Linked DNA regions of Homo sapiens: region 2 is linked to region 1. A link is an interaction called in ENCODE POLR2A ChIA-PET data of the cell type or tissue named here. Cell type or tissue: MCF 10A. All regions are shown on one strand. Each heading gives the region's core, and the rest is flanking DNA. Links, peaks and the distances in the headings are about the cores only.

What was found. Peaks named below come from ENCODE experiments on the same cell type or tissue, not always from the same donor. Only the 100,000 strongest peaks of a DNase experiment are listed, where the experiment ranks them.
Region 2: POLR2A ChIA-PET joins it to region 1 with 5 read pairs; 3 of 35 experiments call an interaction of 5 or more read pairs at or near these places.

What each region holds. Positions count from the first base shown.
Region 1 is chr21:36,194,481-36,206,236 of GRCh38, reverse strand. It overlaps DOP1B (DOP1 leucine zipper like protein B), which reads right to left. Exons shown (of 37, transcript NM_001320714.2): 3 at 6,986-7,167; 4 at 5,736-5,906. Among named protein-coding and RNA genes, the nearest start is that of DOP1B, 44 kb to the right of the region's middle. In MCF 10A, for the core only: no CTCF peak of the experiment used is centred there; DNase peaks (open chromatin) are centred at 2,536 and 3,846.
Region 2 is chr21:36,371,012-36,385,815 of GRCh38, reverse strand. MORC3 (MORC family CW-type zinc finger 3) reads right to left here. Exons shown (of 17, transcript NM_015358.3): 16 at 13,285-13,442; 17 at 9,184-10,673. The coding sequence ends at 10,520. It overlaps CHAF1B (chromatin assembly factor 1 subunit B), which reads right to left and starts at 424. Exons shown (of 14, transcript NM_005441.3): 1 at 365-424. RefSeq lists silencers at 93-192, 223-592. In MCF 10A, for the core only: no CTCF peak of the experiment used is centred there; no DNase peak of the experiment used is centred there.

The DNA of each region.
Region 1 (11,756 bases), core at 635-4,634:
AGTCTCATTTTATTCTAAAAAAAATGGATGCATACTAACAATTTAAATGACATCATAGTAGAAACAACAGCAACTATGACAAACCTTTGGTATGAGAGAGCAAAATAAACGGGGTTAAAAACGAAATAACTTCCTACTCAACAAGAGTTACTATGATCATCTCGGTTGTTAAATTCCAATATTAGTGTGCAGTTTACAGTCCAGAACTCTAAACTTTTTTTTTTTTGAGACGGAGTTTCACTCTTGTTGCCCAGGCTGGAGTGCAATGGCACGATCTTGGCTCACTGCAACCTCTGCCTCCCAGGTTCAAGTGATTCTCCTGGCTCAGCCTCCTGAGTATCTGGGATTACAGGCAGCCGCCACCATGCCTGGCTAATTTTTGTATTTTTTTTTTGGTAGATACGGGGTTTCACCATGTTGGCCAAGCTGGTCTTGAACACCTGAGCTCAGGTAACCCCCCGCCTCGGCCTCCCAAAGTGCTGGAATTACAGGCATGAGCCACCATGCCCCACTGGGAACCCTAAACTTTTAATTCAAAACCAACAAACGGGCCAGGCACAGTGGCTGACACCTGTAATCCCAGCACTTTGGGAGGCCAAGGCAGGTGGATCATTTGAGCCCAGGAGTTCAAGATCAGCCTGGCCAACATGGTAAAACCCCGTCTCTACTAAAAATACAAAATTAGCTGGGCATGGTGGTTCGCACCTGTAATCCCAGCTTCTCGTGAGGCTGAGGCAGGAGAATTGCTTGAACCCAGGAGGTGGAGGCTGCAGGGTGCCAAGATTGCACCGCTGCACTCCAGCCTGGGCAACAGAGTGAGACTCCATCTCAAAAAACAAAACAAAAACAAACAAAAAACCAACAAACATTAAAAAAAAAAACCCAACTTCCAAACCCCAAGTATTTCCATCCTTCCTAACTCATCCCAGCTTATGCTCTCTCATGCCTCCTGCAAACGCAGCTCCTTCAAATGACACTGGCATGCTCCACTCCACAACTGAGAGCAGGTGAGTGGCATGGGCCGGGCACCGCAAATCCCAAGCACTCCACAACTTTGGTTCTGCAGCTGCTTGCCAAAAGGACAACCATGGAAAGCCAAGCTGTCACAAGACAGCACCGCTTTGGTACAATCATCTGAAACTGAAGAGGCAGGGCAGTGACAACAGCACCCTGTACTGTAAACTGCAGGTCAGAAACAGCGCTAAAGAGGGGGCAAAAAAAAAGCCTCGAACCAGCACAGATCATGATCACAGTGCCTGAAACCAACCAAAAGAAATGTTGGTGCTGGGTGCAGTGGCTCACGCCTGTAATCCCAGCACTTTGGGAGGCTGAGGCAGGTGGATCACTTGAGGCCAGGAGTTCAAGACCAGCCTGGCCAACATGGTGAAACTCCGTCTCTACTAAAAATACAAAAATTAGCCAGGTGTCATGGTGCATGCCTGTAGTCCCAGCTACTCGGGAGGCTGAGGGAGGAGAATCGCTTGTACCCGGGAGGTGGAGGTTGCAGTGAGCCAAGATTGCGCCACTGCACTCCAGCCTGGGCGACAGAGCGAGACTGTCTCAAAAAAAAAAAAAAAATAGAAATGTCAGCCAAAAGGGGTGGCTCATGCCTGTAATCTCAGTGCTTTGGAAGGCTGAGGCCGGAGGATCGTTTTATCCTTGGAGGTTGAGACTGCAGTGAGCTATAATCCTGCCACTGTACTCCAGCCTGGGTACACAGCAAGACCCTGGAATTCAATGTGATCATGTGGGTCATGCACGTCGCAAGTGCTCAGTAAAGGGTCCATTTGTTTCCTCCACGATAGGGGCCCTAAGAGGGTACGTCTTCCCCTCTTCATATGGTGACGCTGTGGGTAACTCTTTAATGGGACAGGACATCATGGAAACTCTGTACTATGGCCTCCCTTATTAATGAGCTCCAAAAGAAAAGAAATGTCAATAAATATTTTTCAACTCTTTAAGCCAGGGTTTCTGAACGTCCACCCCACTGACATCTGGGACCAGGTAAGTCTTTGTTGTCGGGGCACCTGTGTGCATTGTAAAATGTTCAGCAGCTCCTGGACTCTACCCACTAAATATCAGTAGCACCCTCCCCACCCCCAGTTGTGACAGCCAAAACTGTCTCCAGATATTGTCAAATGTACCCTGAGAGGCAAAATTACTACTACATTGAAAATTACTGATTTAAATGGAAATATCTGGTGAGCTAGTTGTTGCCTTCTTACAAACCATTTAAAACATTCACCTCTCCTCATCTCCTGAGAAGAAGAGTTTAGTGCTTTCCCTGTTCTAATCTTGTTTTCTTAGTACAGCAAAACACAGCTATGTAGCTATTTCATGGGCACTTAAAAAAAAAAAAAAAGGATTTCTGACCAGTCATAGGTTATCTGCAGACCCCAAAGGGTTAGAAAGCCAGGGTGGATAATAAGTTCTAACAGGGGCCAAAAGTTTCATTCCTTATGGTTCACTAAAAAGCACACACCAGGGACAGCCTCCACCTACATGAAACCTGTGAGTCATCCCAGCCTTCACCAGCTCAACCTAACTCACCACTTTGCAATTTCTACCCACGTGCTCATCATGACCCCCCCCACTGCACCCTCCCTTTCTGCTCTCTGCACATTTGTTGGGGTGTTTCACTCAATTCCCAAGCACTTTTTTTCTTTTTTGAGATGGAGTCTTGCTCTGTTGCCCAGGCTAGAGTGCAGTGGTGCGATCTTGGCTCACTGCAACCTCCACCTCCGAGGTTCAAGTGATTCTTCTGCCTCAGTCTTCCAAATAGCTGGGATTACAGGTGCCTGTCACCACACCTGGCTACCCAAGCACTTCTGGGAACAGTTACCAAACCGTCTCAGACTGAAATGGATATAGCAACCAAAAAATCTTGTACAGTCACTTCAATTACTGTGGCTGCAACACACTGGCTCAGAGATTATTGTATAACCTTTCACCTGCATCCACCTTGGAGAGCTGATAACTAATCACTTCTGGGTGCCACACTGCATTTGGTTTTCTGTCACAGCTAAATAGATTCGGTGATTCATGAAGCTTTACTTGGCTCTTGGTTCAATGTCAAGAAATCACAATATTCAGAAAAAAAATCAATGTTAAGCAACTTTAGCAACTGTTCAAATGAACCTTTATTTATCAACTAAGAAAACAAAAACACTCCAACTATTTACACTTCTAGTGTGATTCACACAGATTTAAAAGATCACAGTAAGCTTTAGGGAACTAATGTGTTCATCTGTCCAATGATGGAAAAATCATGTAGGATGTATACTCACATATCTGTCATCAGAACACAAACACAGCAGAACTTCTAGAAAGGGCCTGGGATTAGGAGTCCATTGGCATGGAGTCTGGCAATGTCCTCCAGCTGCCTCCTATGTGACCTGGACCACTCGTTAACTCAACACACACTTACCGAGTCTCACCGTGTACCAGCCACAGGGCCTGGCGCTGGGCTTAAAACCGCAACGAGACAGATTCTGCCTCCTAAGGTAGAAACTGTAAAGGTGGATTCTCCTTTGGGAAATGGAGAGCCAACACCTGGTCTATGTGAGAGCTTGAAATGGTTAAAGTGCAATGTTTTAGTTACATCTGTCAAGTCCTGATATAGAGCTCACGAAATGCACCCTTGGCCACTTCCTAACTAACCCTTCAAACCATTCTGATTACTTGGTTTACTTAAGGCTGGGGGAGCCGTGCAAATGGACCTTGGATTGATTCCTGGGTTAGACTCCAGCCTCCTGCACCCCTCAGTCACAGCTGACACCACAGGAAAGGGTGACCTGACTAGGGCCTCCAGCACAGGGTAATATGAGCAGCGCGTTGTGTAATCACATGGCAGCTTTTACAAGCACAAAAGTCACCAGTGACTGAACATGGGCTCTTAAAACAGGTCCCATTAACAGAGGTGAATCACTGTGGCATCTCTCAGAAGAGTTAATAAGCTGGAAGTGAGTTCTTACTTTATACTTCTCCGGAAACAAAGGTCACTGTGTATACTCAACAGTCTGGTTTTTGTTTGTTTGTTTGTTTTTTTCTGAGACGTAGTCTTACTCTGTCACCCAGGCTGGAGTGCAGTGGTGCAATCTCGGCTCGCTGCAACCTTCACCTCGCAGGCTCAAGCTATTCCCCTGCCTCAGCCTCCCAAGTAGCTGGGATTACAGGCGCACACCACCATGTCCGGCTAATTTTTTTGTATTTTTAGTAGATATGGGGTTTCACCATGTTGGCCAGGCTGGTCTTGAACTCCTGACCTCAAGTGATCCACCTGCTCTGGCCTCCCAAAGTGCTGGGATTACAGGTGTGAGCCACCGTGCCCGGCCATACTCAATAGTCGGAACAGATTCACACTTTCTCCCATTCCTAAGCAGTGACCACACACACACACACACACAAAGCTACATGAACTTTTGTGCATATGAGTGCTATAGATTTCTCCAAGGTGCTACTGAAACCTGTCAAGATATTCTGCTTCACATCACACTAAATTGCCTTCTCAAGCCCTGCCCTGGCTTTGCTTTTTAATTTAGAAGCAGCCTAGTTTAATGGAAAGAAGAAGGACTTTAGAATCTGATATGAGCCGTGTGTGGTGGCTCACGCCTGTAATCCCAGCACTTTGGGAGGCTGAGGTGGGCGGATCACTTGAGGCCAGGAGTTTGAGACCAGCCTGGCCGCCAGAGGGAAACCCCATCTCTACTAAAAATACAAAAATTAGCTGGGTGTGGTGGCACGAGCCTGTAATCTTGGCTACTTGGGAGGCTGCGGCGGGAGAATCACTTGAACCCAGGAGGCGGAGGTTGTAGTGAGCCGAGATCGCACCACTGCACTCCAGCCTGGGTGATAGAACAAGACTCTGTCTCAAAAAAAAAAAAAAAAAAAAGAATCCAATAGATACAGTGGAATAGAATCCCAGCTGTGGGGCTCACTGACTGTGCGACTGGGAAACCTTCTTACCCTCTGACCCTCACCTGTAAATGGAGGTAACTCCTGGAGCAGAGGAATTCATTACACAATGTGATCATGTGTGTAATGCACGCTGCAAGTGCCCAGGAAAGGGTCCCTTCATTTCCTCCACACTAGGCGCCCTAAGAGGGTATGTCTTCCCTCCACACATGGTGACTCTGTGGGTAACTCCGTAACGGGACAGGACATCATGGGAACCCTGCACTATGGTCTCCCTTATTAATGAGCTACATTTCTCTCCGCCTAAAGGATCTCATCTCTCCGGGCTCGGGACTTCCCCTTTGGTAAAGAGACAAGAGAGATTCCCGGGAGGAATTTGAAATCACAACCACCAAGGAAATGTGAAAGAGCAACCCGACCTCCACACCTACTGCTGCTTCCCATGTCTCTGCACTTCCTTCCCCGTGTCTTTTTTTTTTTTTTCGAGACAGAGTCTCTGTTGTCCAGGCTGGAGTGCAGTGGTGCGATCTCGGCTCACTGCAAGCTCCGCCTCCCAGGTTCACGCCATTCTCCTGCCTCAGCCTCCCGAGTAGCTGGGACTACAGACGCCCGCCACCATGCCCGGCTAAATTTTTTTATTTTTAGTAGAGGCAGGGTTTCATCGTGTTAGCCAGGATGGTCTCCATCTCCTGACCTTGTGATCCACCCACCTTGGCCTTCCAAAGTGCTGGGATTACAGGCGTGAGCCACTGCGCCCGGCCCCCTCCCCGCGTCTTATAAAGCAGTGGAGTAAACACAGCCTGGACAAGACGCCCACGCACCTGTCGGAGATCTCGGAGCCCTCTTCAAGGCCGGGCAGCAGGCCCACGATGAAGGCCTGCAGACTGGGCAGGAGCAGCTTCTGCAGTGGGAGGAAGTACTTCTCGTACAGGGTGAGCAGCACCGGCCTCACCGACACCGCCGCGTGTGCCAGGAGAGGAAATAACCCGCAGCTTCGAGAAAGAACGAGAGGGAGCGGGGCAGAAATAAGATACCCAGTCAGAAGTCCCAGGTGACAAGCCAGCCGAGGGGAGTTTTCACAAGCAAACAGCTGGCCATTTAAACTGCTGGTTTCGATGTGTGGGTATGACATGAGATGGTCACAAAACACTGTTACGTAACAAGCCAGCAATGAAGCTGTCCGCACGTTCAGATGCTAAAGTTCCCTTATAGCAAAGTCAAAATGGGGTGCTGGAGAGGATGTGGAGAAATAGGAACACTTTCACACTGTTGGTGGGACTGTTAACTAGTTCAACCATTGTGGAAGTCAGTGTGGCGATTCCTCAAGGATCTAGAACTAGAAATACCATTTGACCCAGCCATCCCGTTACTGGGTATATACCCAAAGGATTATAAATCAAACTGCTATAAAGACACATCCACACGTATATTTATTGCAACACTAGTCACAATAGCAAAGACTTGGAACCAACCCAAATGTCCATCGATGATAGACTGGATTAAGAAAATGTGGCACATATACACCATGGAATACTATGTAGCCATAAAAAAGGATGAGTTCATGTCCTTTGTAGGGACATGGATGAAGCTGGAAACCATCATTCTCAGCAAACTATCGCAAGGACAAAAAACCAAACATGGCATGTTCTCACTCATAGGTGGGGATTGAACAATGAGAACACTTGGACACAGGAAGGGGAACATCACACACTGGGGCCTGTCATGGGGTCGGGGGAGTGGGGAGGGATAGCACTAGGAGATACACCTAATGTAAATGACGAGTTAATGGGTGCAGCACACCAACATGGCACATGTATACATGTGTGACAAACCTGCACGTTGTGCATATGTACCCTAGAACTTAAATTTAAAAAAAAAAAGAAAGAAAGCAAAGTTAGGACGGATAGACTCCAGAAGGCGCCCAGTGACGTCTCCTGGTGATGGCTTTATGATAAACTGTTGCACACACAGCCCTACGCTTATTTTGCCTGTTTGTCATTTTCTCATCTTGTGAGCTGAAATACCGGTTACTTGGGTAATAAAAAGGAACACAGCAGAGAAGCAATCGCACCTGTACAGAAACAAGTCCTTGGCCAGCCATTTGGTCCCCACGATTTTAAAGATAATCTCGTAGGTTTCCAGAGCTTTTAAGTGGACACCACTGGGCAGGGCAGGGTGCAAACACTGAGCTAATCTTTTGCTGATGAGGAGCCGTCTTGGCAACAAGGAGTACCTCAGGTTACTCTGAAGAGCCTGTCAAACAAGACAAAAAAAACACATGAGGAAGAAGGCAGCGATATTTACAATGGAGAGTGGATCTGCTGAAGCCAGAGAGACTGCAGCCATGTCCCAGTGTGGCTGTAAGAAAGAGACATACACAACAAAGGGGCAGAGGGACTGCATGGCGAGAGTCCACAGCAGCTCTGGCAGCGCTGGAGATGAGGCAGGCACAAGGACTTTCTTAGTAGGTGGCCAGCTTCTCGGTCACACCTCTGAGCCCGTGATGGGTGAGGGCCGTGTGCTTCTCCATCTCAGGAAGCCATGAGTAGGGGCTCACTCAGAAGATATGGATTGGGATTAAAGCCTTCCAGGCTGTGACGCCTGACATTTCTACCAGTTGGAGATGGTGCTGGGAGGAACCCGTGTTCTCCAGGAGGAAAACAGCACCACCCCACTGGGCTGGAGCAATGGTAGTCCCAAGCTAGGCTTCCATAAGCAGGATACACGACACGTCTGCGGGAAAGCATCCCAGAGTGCTTGCTGTACCCGAGAAGCAAGGTCGAGAGTGTGAACAGATCGATGCTGTCCTTCGTGGCACAGAGTAACCATGGGCAGAACTTTGTGCGTGGGAGGCCCCTCATGGCTTAATCTTTTTTTTTCTTTTTTTTTTTTGTGAGATGCAGTCTTGCTCTGTCACCCAGGCTGGAATGCAGTGGCGCAATCTCAGCTCACTGCAACCTCTGCCTCCCAGGTTCAAGCGATTCTCCTGCCTCAGCCTCCCAAGTAGCTGGGACTACAGGTGCCCGCCACCATGCCTGACTAATTTTTTGTATTTTTAGTAGAGAAAGGGTTTCACCGCGTTAGCCAGGATGGTCTCAATCTCCTGACCTTGTGATCCACCCGCCTCGGCCTCCCAAAGTGCTAAAATTACAGATGTGATCCACTGCGCCTGGCCGGCTTAATCTTATAACACAGTGTCTGATGTTATCAGGGAATGATCTGCATAAGTAGTTCATTTGCTCACACAAATATTTACTGAAGGCCTACAGGGTAAAAGTTCACGCTTCTTTTTTTTTTTTTTTTGAGACGGAGTCTTGCTCTGTTGCCCAGGCCGGAGTGCAATGGCATGATCTTGGCTCACTGCAACCTCCACCTCCTGTACCTCCTGGGTTCAAGCGATTCTCCTTCCTCAGCCTCCTGAGTAGCTGGGATTACAGGCACACGCCACCACATCCAGCTAATTTTTTGTATTTTTAGTAGAGATGGGGTTTCACCATGTTGGCCAGACTGGTCTCGAACTCCTGACCTCAAGGGATCCACCCGCCTCGGCCTCCCAAATTGTTGGGATTACAGCCGTGAGCCACTGCATCTGGCCAAGTTCACGTTTCTTAAAAGGTCTCCCAAGCACGGCTCCAGCCTTCCTTTCACTGCCCCTTGCCTAAATGCCCTTCCGGCCACCTTGCTAACTCTTCCTCACGTGTGATTTAGCTCAGTGCCCCCATCTCAGGGAGGCAGAACAGGCCTTCCCTCTACAGTGCGAGGGCAGGGACTATCTCACTCTTCTCTGCTGTCTCCAGCACCCTGCACAGTGCCTAGAACAAAGCGGGCAGTTGGGAAGAGCATCTAAGACATGTGCAATGCCAGCTGCATTCCATCCACATCAGAATCGTGGGCCCTCAGCCTCATGACCACAGGGCCATGACAACTTTCCTCTTGTACGCAAACACTACGATCCCACCTCTAAAGCACACTCAGGTTATGCAGGACATGAAAGGAAGACAAGGAAAACAAGAATATTTTTCATCAGATATCTGTGGTCTAAGTGAATTCTCAAATTCAATAAAATGACATCTTTAAAAAAAATCAGATATGGCCAGGTGCAGTGGCTCACACCTATAATCCTGGCACTTTGGGAGGCAGAGGTGGGTGGATCACAAGGTCAGGAGTTCAAGACCAACCTGGCCAACATGATGAAACCCTGTCTCTACTAAAGACACAAAAAATTAGCCGGGCATGGTGGCGCGTGCCTATAATCCCAGCTACTCAGGAGGCTAAGGCAGGAGAATCACTTGAACCCAGGAGGCAGAGGTTGCAGTGAGCCAACTGCACTCTAGCCTGGGCGACAGGGTGAGACTCCATCTCATCTCAAAAAAAAAAAAAAATCAGATATAACTAGTGGTCATCAAAAAAGGGTTGCACTCTGTTACACAGGCTGGAGAGCAAGTGTGCGATCATGGTTCCATGCAGCTTCAACCTCCAGGTTCCAGTGATCCTCCCACCTTGGCCTCCTGAATAGCTGGGACTGCAGGTGCATGCCACCAAGCCTGGCTAATTTAAAAAGATTGTTCTGTAGAGACAAGGTCTCCCTACATTGCTCAGAATGATCAACTGGTCTCAGACTCCTGGGCTCACGCAATCCTCCTGCCTCAGCCTCCCAAAATGCTGGGATTATGGGTGTGAGCCACTGCGCCTAGCCCTTAAAACATCATTTATGAAGAATGTGATACCTTAAAACAAAGGGAATGCTAATAAAATAATGTGAAAAAATGTGCTTATGTTCCAAAAAGGAAAAAAAAAAAAAGAACAGAGGAGAGGCCACTTAACTTCCACACTGTCACAAAGGATGAAAACAGACTGACGGTAGCAGCAGAGAAGGAATGAACGTGGATAATGGATAGCAAACAGTACATTTGCTCATGGGCAATTTCAAACACATAGAACGGTCAGGCAGCCAACATCCAGCTTCACCACCAGCAATGCCCAGCCAGCCCGCAGAAAACATTTCCACGACTCCCATGGCTTACTGATCACAGGCTAACAAGCTTTCTCCATGGATTCAAGAGCAGGAGAGCTAAAAGCTGTCTTGACCTGTACCATTATTTTTGTCAAGGCAGAGTTTTCTCTTTTTAACACTACCAAATCTCATTTTTGCTCATTATACTCTAAGACTTCTGCTATTTGGGACAAAAAAGATGTTAAGTACTTCCCATGGGGAGCATCTGGGATTCCTAAGAGGTTCCCTCAGTCTGTGCACACAGCAGGATCCCTTTCTTCTGCTCTTTTGAGTATAGGCACGGCAACGTGACATACTTGGGGCCAACAAGATGAATAGAATTATGGGAGTCACTTCTGGCACAGATCTTCAAAGCCAACTCATAGCTTATCACTTCTCTTTTCCCTGCCTCTAAGATTATGGAAACACAGGTTGAGATAAAGCCCCTGAGAAATTTCAGAAAGCAGAAACTACTTTCTGATCCAGTAAGGCAGAAATAAACCATGTTGTAAAAGTCACCATGATTTGAGGATTGTTTGTTACTGTGCATAACTTTCCCTATCCTGACTGATAGATCTCTTTTCATATGAACGCAATTGCAAGGAACCACAACCACTCATTTCAAATTAATAGAACTGATTGCTATTTTTTCTCATTTACATGTGTTACCTCACTTCATTTAATGTGAAAAAGACATAGAAAAAGACACATAGCCCAGAACTGAGGCTGTAACCAGTAAAAGTGGAATGAACTTGTTCACTGTATGTTGACCATGTTTATCATGTTTTGATTTTTTGAGACAGGGTCTCACTCTGTCACCCAGACTGGAATGCAGTGGTGTGATTGCAACTCACTGCAACCTCTAACTCCCAGGCTTAAGCAATCCTCCCACCTCAGTCTCCTGAGTAGCCAGGGTTATAGGCGTGCACCACCACACCCTGCTGATTTTTTTTTTGTTTTGGGGGGATTTTTTTTTTTTTTTTTTTTTTGAGCCAGAGTCTTGTTCTGTCACCAAGGCTGGAGTGCAGTGGTGCAATCTCAGCTCACTGCAACCTCCACCTCCCAGGTTCAAGTGATTCTCCCACCTCAGCCTCCCAAGTAGCTGGGATTACAGGCATGTGCCACCACACCTGGCTAATTTTTGTATTTTTTAGTAGAGACAAGTTGAGCCACATTGGCCAGGATGGTCTTGAACTCCTGGCCACAAGTGATCTACCTGCCTTGGCCTCCCAAAGTGCTGGGATTACAGGCATGAGCCATCATGCCCAGCATCTTTGGTATTTTTTCGTAGAGATGGGATTTTGCCATGTTGCTCAGGCTGGCCTCGAACCCCTGGGCTCAATTGATCCACCTGCACTGGCCTCCCAAAGTGCTGGGATTACAGGTGTCAGCCACTGTACCCAGCCCATGTGAATAATGTGAGCAAGGCCCATCTGAGACAGGCAACTGATTTCTGTTGAAGAAAAGGTGCACTAAAGGCAAACTCAGACTGCTTATCAAGAGAGACAAGCTGCAGTTGTCTTCTTTAAAAATGCAGCAAGAAGGCTGGGTGCAGTGGCTCACGCCTGTAATCTCAGCACTTTGGGAGGCCAAGATGGGCAGATCGCCTGAGGTCAGGAGTTTGAGACCAGCCTGGCCAACATGATGAAACCCTGTCTCTACTAAAAATACAAAAATTAGCCAGGCGTGGTGGCACACGCCTGCAGTCCCAGCTACTCAGGAGGCTGAGGCAGGAGAATCACTGGAACCTGGGAGGTGGAGGTTGGAGAGAGTCGAGATTGTGCCACTGAACTCCAGCCTGAGTGACAGAGTGAGACTCTGTCTCAAAAAAAAAAAAAAAAAGAGAGAG
Region 2 (14,804 bases), core at 1,201-5,200, 180 kb before region 1:
CGGCCGTCTGCACGGCCTGTCCCCGCTTAGTAGGGGCTAGGGGCGCGCCCTGAGAGCCCGGGGAGGGGCCCGCCCCGGGAGGAGCCTCCCGGAAGAGGGGGCCAAACGGGGTAGGGGACCGGGGCGGCGGGGCGAGAGGAGAACCCCGCCTTTCCCAGGGACCGGGCGCTGGGCCCGGGAAGCTGGGACTGAGGCCGCCGGGAGGAGGCCGCGCGGGGCCGGGGGTGGACGGGGCCCCGCCGCCCCAACGCGCGCCGCTCCGGAGCTATCCCGGGGCCCAGGGGCCCGCCCTCGGCGAGGGCCTCTGGCCCGGACCGACGCGACCAAAAGAGCCGCGGAGCTGCCCGGGCCAGGGAAGCCGTACCTGGAGGGACCCGGACAGTCAGAGGCACCGTCACCTCCCGCGCAGCGCGCGCCGCTTCCCGCGCGCCGCAGGCCCCGCCCCCGCATGGGCGGGACCTCATAGACGCCCCGCCCCTCCAGCGGCCCTCAGGTCCCGCCCGACGTGGGCGGTACCCCAGGGAAGCCCCGCCCACTCATAGACGCCAAGGCGAGTCCTGCTCTGGCCCTGGGGTCGGAATCCCGGCCGGAATTTATGCCTGCCAGACCCACGACCGAAGGAAGAATGGATTCATTATTATTTATTATTATTATCCATTACTTATTCCTTGTTGATTCGCTCTTTTAGCAAAGGTTTACAGAGCCTGGGCTGTGTGTTAGACAGACCCTATGCTGGCGCTGGGCACTTGGAGGGCTAACACAACCGGTTCTCTTGCCCCTTCTGCAAACAAAAACTGAGATTTTTGGGTTTTCTGTATTGGCTTCTAGAACATTTTGGAGAGTTCAAAGCTATGAAATTGTTCAGTACCTAGCGCAAGGTTGCTTACATTTTATTATTATAGTAGATGCAGTTATAAACCCTTTTTAAGAACAGACTAACATTTTAAAGTGAGGCTGTAAATCAGTCGGTAGGCAGAGATAGATACCTCAGGCTTTTCGAAATGGGACGTTTCCAAATGAGACCTAATTTATCTGTGGGCTTCGCAGAAGGCCAGGAAACAAGTACCTCTGGATGCGCTGCTTTTACTGGATAAAAGAAACACACAGGGTTATCTGAGGAGCCAACTGCTCTAGGATTTTTGGAAAAAAAGAACAGACATGGATTCTTATATAAATACCGGCTGATGCTTTTAGCCAGCTTTATGAAAGGTACAGAAATTGCCTACAAATCCGTGTCTCATGTTGATGAGAATGGCTGTATGCTCCTTGAAGCCTGATTTCTACAGGAAGCTAGAATAACATAATCCGGATATGCAGTTTTTAGATTTTTCTCTTCAGGATTTACAGAGCTTGGACTGGGAATGACTATATACTTTAGATAATATGGCTGTTCTAAAAGTACAGATTCCTGGCCCTACTCAGCCCCATGATTCCGAATATCCAGCAGAGGCCCGTGCTCCAGGGGCTTGCATTTTCATAAACTCCCCGGTGGGTGTGATCATCAGTCTGTTTTGGAAAGCTCTGGATTCTTCGTGTCTCTCAAACATAAAATTTCTCCAAATTTCTCATAAATGCTGTTCATTCACAAATGAATAATCTGCCCACCTCTTGAAGTGTCACGACTCTGAACTGTGGATTTAAAAGATAAAAACACATGCTTTAAGTATTAAAAGTACATGAAGGAGTTGGCTTTCTTGGCGAACATTTTAGAGATCCGACTTCAGTGCCAACTTGATGAGCCAACACGGGCAGGGGATGCGGCTCTAGAGAGAGGCCCTGGGCTGTCAAATATTTTCTCAAAAAAAAAAAAAAAAGTATTTGTTCAAAACCTCAAAGTTTGCACCACAAATGTTGGACTAAAGAATTCCTGCCGGTCGCGGTAGCTCACGCCTGTAATCCCAGCACTTTAGGAGGCCGAGGTGGGCGGATCATGAGGTCAGGAGATCGAGGCCATCCTGGCTAACATGGTGAAACCCCATCTCTACAAAAATTACAAAAAATTAGTCGGGCGTGGCGGCGGGCGCCTGTAGTCCCAGCTACTCGGGAGGCTGAGGCAAGACAATGGCGTGAACCCGGGAAGCGGGGCTTGCAGTGAGCCGAGATCGTGCCACTGCACTCCAGCCTGGGCGAGAGAGCGAGACTCTGTCTCAAAAAAAAAAAAAAAAAAAAAAAAGGGAATTCCTATAACGCAATTCTAACTAGATTCCTCAACAACCACTGTTGTTCAGCTTGGGCCCCAAGCATCCATTTTGAGCAGAACTGCCTCAATTTAAGGGGACCAATGTTATTTGGTTCCTGAGAACTTTTTAATAATGAAAATTGATATAAAGGGACTAACTCTTAACTCAGCTTCGAAAAAAAACTTCTCAAGGCATTTTAATTTCCATTTGTAAGTGTGAACATTCTAAAATCAAAATCTGAGCCGGGCATGGTGGCTCACATCTATAATCCCAACGCTTTGGGAGGCCAAAGCAGGCAGATTGCTTGAGGCTAGGAGTTCCAGACCAGCCTGGCCAACATGGCAAAACCCCTTCTCTATAAAAATACAAAAACTATACAGAGTGGTAGTGTGTGCCTGTAATCCCAGCTACTCGGGATACTAGGGAGGCTGAGGCAAGAGAATCCATTGAACCCGGGACTTGGAGGTTGCAGTGAGCTGAGATGGCACCACTGCACTCCAGCCTGGGTGGCAGAGTGAGATTCTGTCTCAAAAAAAAAAAAAAAAAAAGCTTTGATAACAGACATACAAAATTCAGTACAGGGTTGGAAAAAAATGTTGAGCAAATATCAGAATAAGAAAACTAGGAGAAGCCAGGCGTAGTGGCTCACGCCTGTAATTGCAGCATCTGGGAGGCTGAAGCGGGCGGATCACTTGAGGTCAGGAATTTGAGACCAGCCTGGCCAACATGGTGAAACCCCATCTCTACTAAAAATAGAAAAAATAGGTCAGGCGCGGTGGCAGGCACCTGTAATCCCAGCTACTCAGGAGGCTGAGGCCAGAGAATCGTTTCAACCTGGGAGGCGGAGATTGCAGTGAGCCGAGATTGCGCCATTGCACTCCAGCCTGGGCAACAAGAGCAGAACTCCATCTCAAAAATAATAATAATAATAATAATAATAACAGCCAGGCATGGTGGTGGCGCCTGTAATCCCAGCTACTCGGAGGCTGAGGCACTAGAATCACTTGAACCCAGAGGGCAGTGAGCCAAGATCATGCCACTGCACTCCAGTCTGGGCGACAGAAACAGACTCAGTCTGAAAAAAAAAAAAAAAAAAAGAAAGAAAAAGAAAAATAGAAATGACGGAAATCAATACAGGAGATTGAGAACAACGGGACCTCTGGCACACTACTGGTGGAAGTGTAAACTGATGTAAATACTTTAGAAAACTGTTCAGCACTGTCTAATAAAGTTAATGATACGCCTACCCTATGACTCAGCAATTCCACTCCTTGGCATATATATCAGGAAAACAAAAGCAAACTCATACAAGAATCATTATCCATAATAGCCCCAAACTAGAAAGACACCAAATGTCCACCCACAGGAGAAAAGGTAATCAGACTGTGCCATATTCATACCACGGTATTCTACTCGGTAATCCAAAAGAAATACTGTGATAGTTAATTTTATGCCTCAGTTTGCCCGGGCTAAGACATACCCGATAGGTGGTCAACATTACTTCTGACTATGAGGGTGTTTCTGGAAGACTTTAGCATTTGAATCAGTAGACTGAGTACAGAAGATCCGCCCTCACCAACCTGGGCAGTATCTGGGGCATCATCCAACCTGTTGAGTCTGAAAAGAACAAAAAGTAGAGGAAGGGCAAATTCTGTCTCTTCTTGAGTTGGGACATCCTCTTCCACCCTCAGACATCAGAGCTCCTGGTTCTCAGGTCTTTTGACTCCAGGACTTATGCCACTGGTGTCCCTGGTTCTCAGGGCTTTGGAGTGGGACTAAGTTATACCACAGGCTTTCTTGGGTCTCCATCTTGCAGACAGCAGATCATGGGACTTCTCAGACTCCATAACCACTTAAGCCACTCCTCCTGATCAATCTCTTGCATCTATCATATTGGGCTCCGATTTTCTGGAGAACTCTACACTGACTGACACAGGCAGCAACATGGATGTGTGTGATGCACACAAGGAGTTATTATTTCAAGTGATTGGCAAACACAGAAATTTTATACTACCCCAAAGAAAGCTTACCTTCAGTCATACTATGGCTAGAAAATATTGGTATTGTTACATATATGCATACCTATGTATTTATGTATACATTAGGAAGAGCAAATACTTGTGTGGTTAGGAACCCAGATTTTCAGCAAAAGAGACTATATTATAGTCTCTTTTAGTTCAGTCTACTAAAAAGGCCTAGAAATGCCCAAACTAGGCCAGGCACAGTGGCTTATGCCGGTAATATCAACATTTTGGGAGGCTGAAGCAGGAGGATCACTTGAGCCCAGGAGTTCAAGACCAGCGTGGGCAACGTAGCAAGACTCCGTATCTAGAAAAAAAAAAAAAAAATCAGCCAGGCATGGTGGCATGCACCTATAGTCCCAGGTACTTGGGAGGCTGAGGAAGGCGAAGCACTTGAGCCCAGGAGTTTGAGGATGTAGTGAGCTATGATTATGCCATTGTACTCCAGCCTGGGCAACAGAGCAAGACCTGTCGCAAAAGAAAAAAAAAAAAAAAAAAAAAAAAGAAGAAGAAGAAAAAGAAATGGCCTAACTAGAAACAATGACTATATCTGTGCCTAGATTATTATCTTCAAATAGCATTTCCCACAAAATGAAGCAGAACTTTTGGAGAAATGGCTGTCACCAAGTCTAGACCAGGAAATTTATTAGATGTATTGAAATACCTTACATCTGAAATACCCTGGAGTATACAGAGTACAGAAAAACAAACAAACAAAAAAAACAAAACCCTAAGTTAGGGCTCATTCCTGTAATCCCCACACTTTAGGAGGTTAAGAGGTGGGGGAGTGCATCGCTTGAGCCCAGGAATTTTGAGACCAGCCTGGGCAACAAGTCAAAAATCTGTCTCCACAAAAAATACGAAAATTAGCTGGGCATAGTGGTGTGTGCCTGTGGTCCTGGCTACCCAGGAGGCTGAGGTGGGAGGATTACCTGAGCCCGGGAGATTGCGGCTGTAGTGAGCTGTGATCGCGCCACTGCTACTCGAGCCTGGGTGACAAAGCAAGAGCCTGTCTCAAAAAATATATATATATTTAAAGCCAGAAGCAGTGGTTCATGCCTGTAATCCCAACACTTTGGGAGGCCAATGTGAGCAGATCCCTTGAGCCCAGAAGTTCTTGAGACCAGCCTGGGGAAAAAAAACTAAAAAAACACAACCAAGCAAGGCAGGTTGGACAAGCTTGCTGGTACTTCAGTTGCCTCCATGAATATCACATTTTGAGAGAGATTCCCACCAAGGGAGTCACAAAACAAGAGACAATTGCCTAGAACAGAAAAAATTCTATACTCAAATTACCTTAATTCAGTCATGGTTCAGATCACAGTACAAACCAAGAGCCTCACTTCCAACAGGAACCCCATGGGAGATTAGGAAGACTTGACTCCTTTGTGAATATAAAACACCATTACATTTTGTTATGAAGATACAGCCAGCTGGGCGTGATGGCTCACGCCTGTAATCCCAGCATTTTGGGAGGCCGAGGCGGGCAGATGGCTTTAGGCCAGAAGTTGGAGCAGCCTGGGCAACATGGCAAACCCAGTCTCTACAAAATATTCAAAAATTAGCTGGGCGCAGTGGCATGTGCCTGTAGTTCCTACTACTCGTGGGGGCTGAGGTGGGAGGTCACTTGAGCCTGAGAGGTTGAGGCTGCAGTGAACTGTGATCATGCCACTGCACTCCAGCCTGGGCAACAGAATGATACTTTGTCTCAAAAAAAAAAAAAAAAAAAAAAAAAAAAAAAAAAAAAAACGAACTACAGCCAAATTCTAGATATTCACATATCAAGCACATACATAACCTAAATATTGTTAGCCAGGTTGGGATAAAAGTCCTTTATATTCAAATTTAAATTTATTCTGTCTTGTTACCAAGACATTGAGTCCTGATGACTCTCTAAGAAATTGTGGCTTTAAAAGGTTTCTTGTTAACTCTTAACCAGACTTTCTTCCTACAGGCTAGTATGTGAAAGTTAACTCTGTGATCAATAGACAATTCTAAAAAGCAACAGATTTATTTTTTCCTCTACGCCAATCAGATATTAATAGCATTCATCTTGTGAGCTGTGACCAACATTCAACAGACAAATATGCAGATAGGATTCTATTTAGATTTTCAAGCCACTTCAGTGAGTCCCTGTTTATGAGACACTGCACAAAATAGGACTTAACCAGTCAGGCGCGGTGGCTCAAATGCCTGTAATCCCAACAATTTGGGAGGCCCAGAAGGGTGGACTGCTTGAGTCCAGGAGCTTAAGACCAGCCTGGACATGGCGAAACCCCATCTCTACAAAAAATAGAAAAATTAGCTGGGCATGGTGGTGCACGCCTCTAGTGCCAGCTACTCGGGAGGCTGAGGCAGCTGGAGCATTTGGGCCTCGGAGGTTGAGGCTGCAGTAAGCCATGATCACACCACTGCACTCTAGCCTGGGCAACAGAATGAAACCCTGTCTCAAAAAAAAAAAAAAAAAAAAAAAAAAAAAGACAACCTACTGTGGATTTTCTGAAATAGGAAGAAATGGGTAGTGTGTCTGGGTAGTTTTTGGGTGGTGTGTGGCCAAATTAACACAAGCTTTCAGCTTCTTTACAGCAAGAAGACAAGAACACAGTGGAAAAGAATAGGCAAAGAACATGTATAAAACACAGAAAATTAAAATGGCCAATGTAAGGACTGAGACAAATGTCAGCTGTCATATTTTCACATATCAAATTAGCAAAAGTAAGTTTGAGAGACTTTGAGGAAAACACTCATATTTATTACTCATCCTAAGTATAAATTCCTGCAACCTTTTTTTGGATGGCAATATTTATTTAAATGTACATGGCATACATTCTTTGACCTATCAATATTCACTGTTAACAATTTACACTCTGGATTTAATCGGAAAATCATGTGTGGTATGTATTAATCTTCACAGTATACTTTGAGACGGAGTCTCGCTCTGTCACCAGTCTGGAGTGCAGTGGTGTGATCTCGGCTCACTGCAACCTCTGCCTCCTGGGGTTAAGTGATTCTCCTGCCTCAGCCTCCCAAGTAGCTGGGATTACAGGAGCCCACCACCACGCCCAGCTAATTTTTGTATTTTTAGTAGAGATGGGGTTTTACCATGTTGGCCAGGATGGTCTCGATCTCCTGACCTCATGATCCACCCACCTTGGCCTCCCAAAGTGCTGGGATTACAGGCACGAGCCACTGCGCCCAGCCAGTATATTCTTTCTAACGAAAAGTAAGTAAGTAAGTAACCATTAGGAGCATATTCCTATGATGAAATGTTACTTAAGCTTTTTGAAAGAATGATATGGAAATGTTTAGTTATCAATTATATGGTATAATCCCACTGTGTAAATATCGACACAAATATACGCAATTTAATGTAAATAAAATACATACACATGAATGTGTGCATGTATGCACACAAAAGCCAATAGTGGTTACCTTTAGAGGCCGTGGAGAAAGTCTTTTCACTGTTCATTTACATCTCTACCGGGGCACCGCTCTGCTTCCCCTCCCTCCCCCTGCTTGCCCCAGTGAGAAAGTGGATATGCTGATCCCGTTTGTTTCGTGAACCACTCAAGTTCAACATTTATAAATACTCAACAGAAGACACAACTCAACAGTGCTTGGCTCTGATGGTGCACTGGAATTAACCCGGGAGGCCTTGAAAAATACTGTTATCTGGGTCTAACCCCAAGGACGCTGACTTAATTAACGTGAGGTGCAGCCTGACTTTGGGAGTTTAAAAAACTCCCCAAGTAATTCTACTACGCAGCCAGAGGTGAGAACTTAAATGATTCCTCAATGATGTATGACCCAAGTTTAAGACGTCTCATGTGACAGCAAGAATCAAGCGTCTGAGATCACAGGCAGCGTCACCAACTGGACCTGCCACATGAAGAATTTGAGGCCCAAAGGAAGCACACAGGGACGTGCCATGCCCTCCTGCTCTGTGTGCTCACTCAGCTTTCACTGATTTTGCCACCCTAGGTCCTGTTTGAAGACTGTGGACTGTTTTGGTTTACTTCCTCATACCTTTCGTGTTTTAAAGTAATAAACATTAGTTGAAGCAATACTGTCCCCCACATGCAACAAAAGAAAGAGAAAGGTACATACATCATGAAAGCCCACGTTGTTCTGTTAAACAACAGTTGTTCTGTCTGCAACTGTGAGCCACATTTTCGAAGTCTCATATCTTGGCAATACTTCAATATCTTCATAAAGAGCAAAAAGTATCTAAGTGCTTCCAAAGAATCAATTTAGCAAGCAAGTTTCTCTTACTAATCCCATGATTAATTTTCCCATCAAGCCAGACAGCTACAGGAAATATTTTTGCAAGAATACATAGAGAAGCTGGCCAAAAGGAAGGGAAAAATAGCAAATTCCAAAAAGAACCACTGCATGAGTTAGATATTCACAAAACTTACATATGATTTACATAGCTGCTATTATTTAGGCAAGGTTTCTCTAGAGTAAATGATTTATACAAAGAAAAGTCCTTTTTTTTTGAGACGGAGTTTCGCTCTTGTTGCCCAGGCTGGAGTGCAATGGTGTGATCTCGGCTCGCTGCAACCTCCACCTCCCAGGTTCAAGTGATTCTCCTGCCTCAGCCTCCTGAGTAGCTGGGATTACAGGCATGCATCACCACACCCGGCTAATTTTGTATTTTTAGCAGAGACGGCATTTCTCCATGTTAGTCAGGCTGGTCTTGAACTCCCGACCTCAGGTGATCCGCCCGCCTCGGCCTCCCAAAGTGCTGGGATTACAGGCGTGAGCCACTGCGCCAGGCTGAGAAAAAGCTTTTGAAAACAGAATATACATGCTCTGAGGAAAGAGGAGCTCAGCCTCAGTCTTAATGGAAACAGTCTTCAAAAAATAAACTGCAATTAAAGTAGTTAAAATGAGCTCAAGTTGAGGGTCTAATGAATACATTTTTAGTTTTAAAATAATTTGAGGTTAATATTAAGTCTTTAAAAGTAGCATTTGAACAGTTAGCCATCATATATTTTTATTTTATTATAAGATATTTTAAAATTTGGGAAATTACAATTGTGACAGAAAACCAGCTTCATACCAAAAATACACTTTCAATTACTTTATCAGGCAAATAAAAACAATCTTCATTTATTTGCTCTTTCCAGAATTACTATACAGTAAAAATTCAATACTGTATATGACCGACACGTATTAAGCATACATACAAAATGAACGGATTGAATGTTCAAAAACAAAGGTAAAAATAAATAGCAATGATAAAACTTTGGAAAAAATAATGCACATTTTAGTTGTGGAAAATATGGTTCTTATATATACATAGTTTATACTTAATAGAAAGCCATCTCTTTAAAATTGCACAAAACATGGGACCAATAAAGCATAGTATTTTATGGCATGTAATACTATAATCCTAAGGAAATTTGTTCCTTGACTCTAGGATATAAAACACTTAGGTTTGTAATATAATAAAAGGTATGTAGTATTGTTTGAGAAAGACTGTCTTCCTCAACTCACATTAACCTGTAGTAATCCTACAAAAGGCTGTACAGGAAATTTCACAAAAAGAAATATTAAAAAATTATCATGCCCACTTCATGCTGACTAAACAGCCAAAAATGGGCTTCAAAGTAAACTTGGTGGCCATTTAATATTTCAATACCTTTTTTCTGTTAAAGACTGTTTCTTCATTCTATAAAAACACTTTGTGTTTAACCGTGATTGGCAATCTCAGCACAACAAAATCCTGGCAAAATGGAGTTGGTTTTTGCTTACCTTATTTTCATGAATAAAATATTTCAGGACAGGAATTTATACAAAAGAAACATTAATGCTCAATTCACTTATAACCAGAGTTGTATCAGGAGTGTTACTACATTATTTAAAAATCCTATTTAAACTCCTTTATAAGAAAATCAAAGGTAACATTTCCATTTGTATTATGGCATAGCCCTCGACTTAGAGAAAAATACACTTTGGGGAACCAGAAAAAATTGCACAAAGCTTAGGGGCAACCTGAAAAGCTCTTGGTGAAAAACACTTGAGTACTCTAGGGCAATAAAAAAATATGTGCAGGCTTAATTACAAATATTTACATTCAAAACAGAGTCATGAGTTAGCTTCAGCTGCTCAATGCCAACAATTCACAGGTATTTCAAAACATAAGATAATGTGTCCACAATATTTGTGACCACATTTGAATGCATAGAATACAGTAAAGATTATGGTTTTCAGTCTGTTGCCTATCATATCTATAAAACAAAATTAATTATATTTTGAAAGCTGTACAACCAAAAGAATTGAGCAAATATTTTATCTTACATAACATATACTTTAAGTACTACTGATTTCACTCATTTGTTCAACAACTTGTCCTAAAATCTCATCAACTACATCAACATCGTAATTCACTTGCTGAAGATCAAGATCAGGCACAATCATAGCCAGCAGTTGTCCTACGTTAACTCGAAGAGATCGGAGTTTGAGGCTGCAAATACAAATATGTAACTTATTAGATGAGCATTACAAGTTAAGATTCATGTAGACCTTAAAAAGTAAAATATCAAAATCAAATCTCCGTAGAATAATATACAATTAAACAAAAGGAAAAGCAAAACCTCCCCTAGAGAACTCAATTTACTTTAATAATTCACTTTTATGAGTCAGGTGCACTTGCCCATGCCTGTATTCCCAGCATTTGTGAAGCCGAGGAGGGAGATCGCTGGAGCCCAGGAGTTCGAGACCAGCCTGGCCAACATGGTGAAACCCTGACTCTACTAAAAACACAAAATATTAGCCGGGCTTGGTGACGACACCTGTAGTCTCAGCTTCTCAAGAGGGTGAGGTGGGGGATCACCTGAGCCCAGGAGGTCAAGGCTGCAGTGAGCTGCGATGGCACCACTGCTCTCCAGGGTTCACGCAATTCTCCCACCTCAGCCTCCTGAGTAGCTGGAAGCACAGGCCCACACCACCATGCCCGGTTAATTTTTATTATTATTATTTGTAGCAATGGGGTTTCACTATATTGCCCAGGCTGGTCTCAAACTCCTGGGCTCAATCAAGCATTCTGCCCACCTCAGAGTGCTGGGATTACAGGCATGAACCACCATGCTTAGCCAGAATTATCTAAAACATGTTCTATAAGATATCCATAGTTGTGTAAGAGGTAATAAAAGGTTCTGTGGTCAAATAAGCTTGCAAAACATTGTGTTAAACAATGTTAAAGCAGCTTTTTTTTTACGCCGGGCACAGAGGTTCACGCCTGTAATCCCAGCACTTTGGGAGGCTGAGGCGGGCAGATCGCCTGAGGTCAGGAGTTCAAGACCAGCCTGATCAACATGGTGAAACCCCGTCTCTCCCTAAAAATACAAAATGTAGCTGGGCGTGGTGGCGCACACCTATAGTCCCAGCTACTGGTGAGGCTGAGGCAGGAGAATTGCTTGAACCTGGGAGGCAGAGGTTGCAGTGAGCCGAGATTATGCAACTGTACTCCAGCCTGGGCATCAGATCAAGACTCTGTCTCCAAAAAAATAATAATAATAATAATTGTAGGACTGCTCTGATCCTATTACATGCTTAAGTTACCGTGCATTTACAGAGAACAATGGTTTGCTGAAAACACTGGGAAACCATAGATTAAGATAATTATGCCTTCCAAGTTTATGAATATCAACATTCTAGACTTTTTAAAAAATGCCCAAAAGTATTTAAGCAATAAACACCTAAACTGTAAGGCAGCTTTTGCTTCAAATATTATGGCAAACACATAAAATGAGTGTTACAGTTGTTCTTGTTCCCTACCCCACTACAATATAATAAGTCCATATTTAATTTAGATACTGATTTTTCTCGAGTGGAAATCTATGAAGGGATCAAGATGTTCTTCCTTAGTCTGATAATGCGGAGAATGTGATTTTGAGCATGTTTTTTTGTGAGCTTTTATGGTAAGAGTCCACTAGACCTTTGATAATACTTTAATCGTTCCCATACCAGCTTTTTTTTTTTTTGAGACGGAGTTTTGCTCTTGTTGCCAAGGCCACAGCGTGATGGCGCGATCTTGGCTCACTGCAACCTCCTTCTCCCAGGTTCAAGCGATTCTCCTGCCTCAGCCTCCCAAGTAGCTGGGGTTACAGGTGTGCACCACCATGCCAAGCTAATTTTGTATTTTTAGTAGAGACGGGGTTTCACCATGTTGGTCAGGCTGGTCTCGAACTCCTGACCTCAAGTGATCCACCCATCTTGGCCTCCCAAAGTGCTGGGATTACAAGCATGAGGCACCACGCTTGGTTTTAAGACAGAGTCTTGCTCTGTCACCCAGGCTGGAGTGCAGTGGCGCAATCTCGGCTCACTGCAACCTCCACCTCCTAGGTTCAAGCGATTCTCCTGCCTGAGCCTCCCGAGTAGCTGGGACTACAGGCGCCTGCCACCACGCCCGGCTAATTTTTGTACTTTTAGTAGAGACAGGGTTTCACCATGTTGGCCAGGCTGGTCTTGAACTCCTGACCTCAGGTGATCCGCCCAACTCAGCCTCCCAAAGTGCTAGAATTATAGGTGTGAGCCACCACGCCTGGCCTATCTACTTGTTTTAATAGGACTTCTTCCTAATATCATCTGTACTATGGCAATTTTTAATAATTTTGCAATTTCCTAAAAGATTAGAGTGAGCATACAGTGAAATAAGGACAGCAAGCCATAAAGACATGGTACCAAGTACGACAATAAAAGAAAAACAGGTTGAAGGAGTGAGTTTCAGTAAAAGTCTCCTGTCTTCTACTCATGGCCAAATTCCCCCTATTCTTCAATATCTTGTCCATTTTTATTTTCCTTCAAAAAGCATTCTAAAACCACTCTGACCAATCAAATGCTTTATCCCTTCTAAATTCCTATTCCACTTAAATAGAACCTAAAGGGTCAGAAACTGGAAAGGAAGGATAATGAAGTGTCACTTCTTTTTTATCTATCATAACACCAGGGTCACAGCAGACCATCAATAACTTCTTTTGACAGAACAGTATCTATTTGATGGGTGCTAGCAGATAAAAATAAATAGTATCCTAACCATAATTGCAGCCCCACAAAAACGCCTCATTTAATATTACCTTTCTCCATCCATATGATTTACAGACTCCTCAATGTTACTTGATGTTGAAACATCTGTTGCCGTCTGTTGATTTGTAGATTTTAACTGTTCTACTTCAGTTTTGAGTTCTTCACACTGTGAACGGATTTGTGACTTTTCCATTTCCAGCAATTCAACCTAACAAAAATATAAATGAGCTTTATAACTGTAAAACTTAAAAATACTAATGGCAAAGTGAAATTTCAAGCTAATATAGAGAACCTGCTTGATAACATTATCAACTATCAAAAAACAAATACACAAAGAAAAACCAGTAGTTTTCTATAAACAAGGCTTCATTCGTTTACAGCTTCACTTCTACATCTTTTTACACTGAGAGAATACAACATATTACCACTTGATTTAAAAAAAAAAGTGGTACCTAGAAAATGAAAAACCAGCCGGGCATGGTGGCTCACGCCTATAATCCCAGCACTTTGGGAGGCTGAGGTGGGCAGATCACCTGAGATCAGGAGTTTAAGACCAGCCTGACCAAAATGGAGAAACCCCATCTCTACAAAAAATACAAAATTAGCTGGGTGTGATGGCAGCCGCCTGTAATCTCAGCTACTCGGGAGGCTGAGGCAGGAGAACTGCTTGAACCCAGGAGGTGGAGGTTGCGGTGAGCTGAGATCACGCCATTGCACTCCAGCCTGGGCAACAAGAGCGAAGTTCCATCTCAAAAAAAAAAAAAAACAAAACAAAACAAAACAGAAAAACCAAGATACTAATGCCTAAATTATGTTAATGTCACAGTGGTTTTTATTTCTTGCATACTCATCAGCTTATAATTAAGTTACAATAATGAGTTTATGCTTTTTATAAACAGATGGTCCCTGACTTACAACGGTTTGACTTTATGATTTTCCAGCTTTATGATGGTGTGAAAGTTATATGCATTCTATAGAAACCACACTTTGCATACCAATACAATCATTCTGTTTTTCATTTTCAGCACAGATTCAATACATTACATGAAATACTCAGTATGTTGTAATAAACCAGACTTTGTGTTAGATGATTTTGCCCAAATGTAGGCTAACACAAGTGTTCTGAGCACTTTAAGGCAGGTTAGGCTAGGCTAAGATTTTGGGAGGTTGGCTGTAATTAAATGAATGTTGGAGTTAATGCTGTTTCCAACCTATGATGGGTTTTTCAGGACTGACACCATCATAAGTTGAGGAGCATCTGTATTTTGTCATTCAACTCCTGAGCCAAGACATCAAGATTAGTGTTTGCATGAGTAGCAAATATTCCCAAGGAAGAGACAGCACAGCACCACACCATGGTTCCCAAACTCTTTTTAGCAGGAAAATCCTTTCAAAGGCCTCACACACAAAAATGTATAAAATAGATTAAAAGGAGCTACCTGAATTTGAAGTAGGGGCATATGAAGAAGCTACTGATATTTATCATTTGTCTCTTGGTATTTATCGTTTTTCTCCTTCTTTCTCAGTAGAAGAACCCATGCATAAAGACTGCATTTCCCAGGCACCCTTT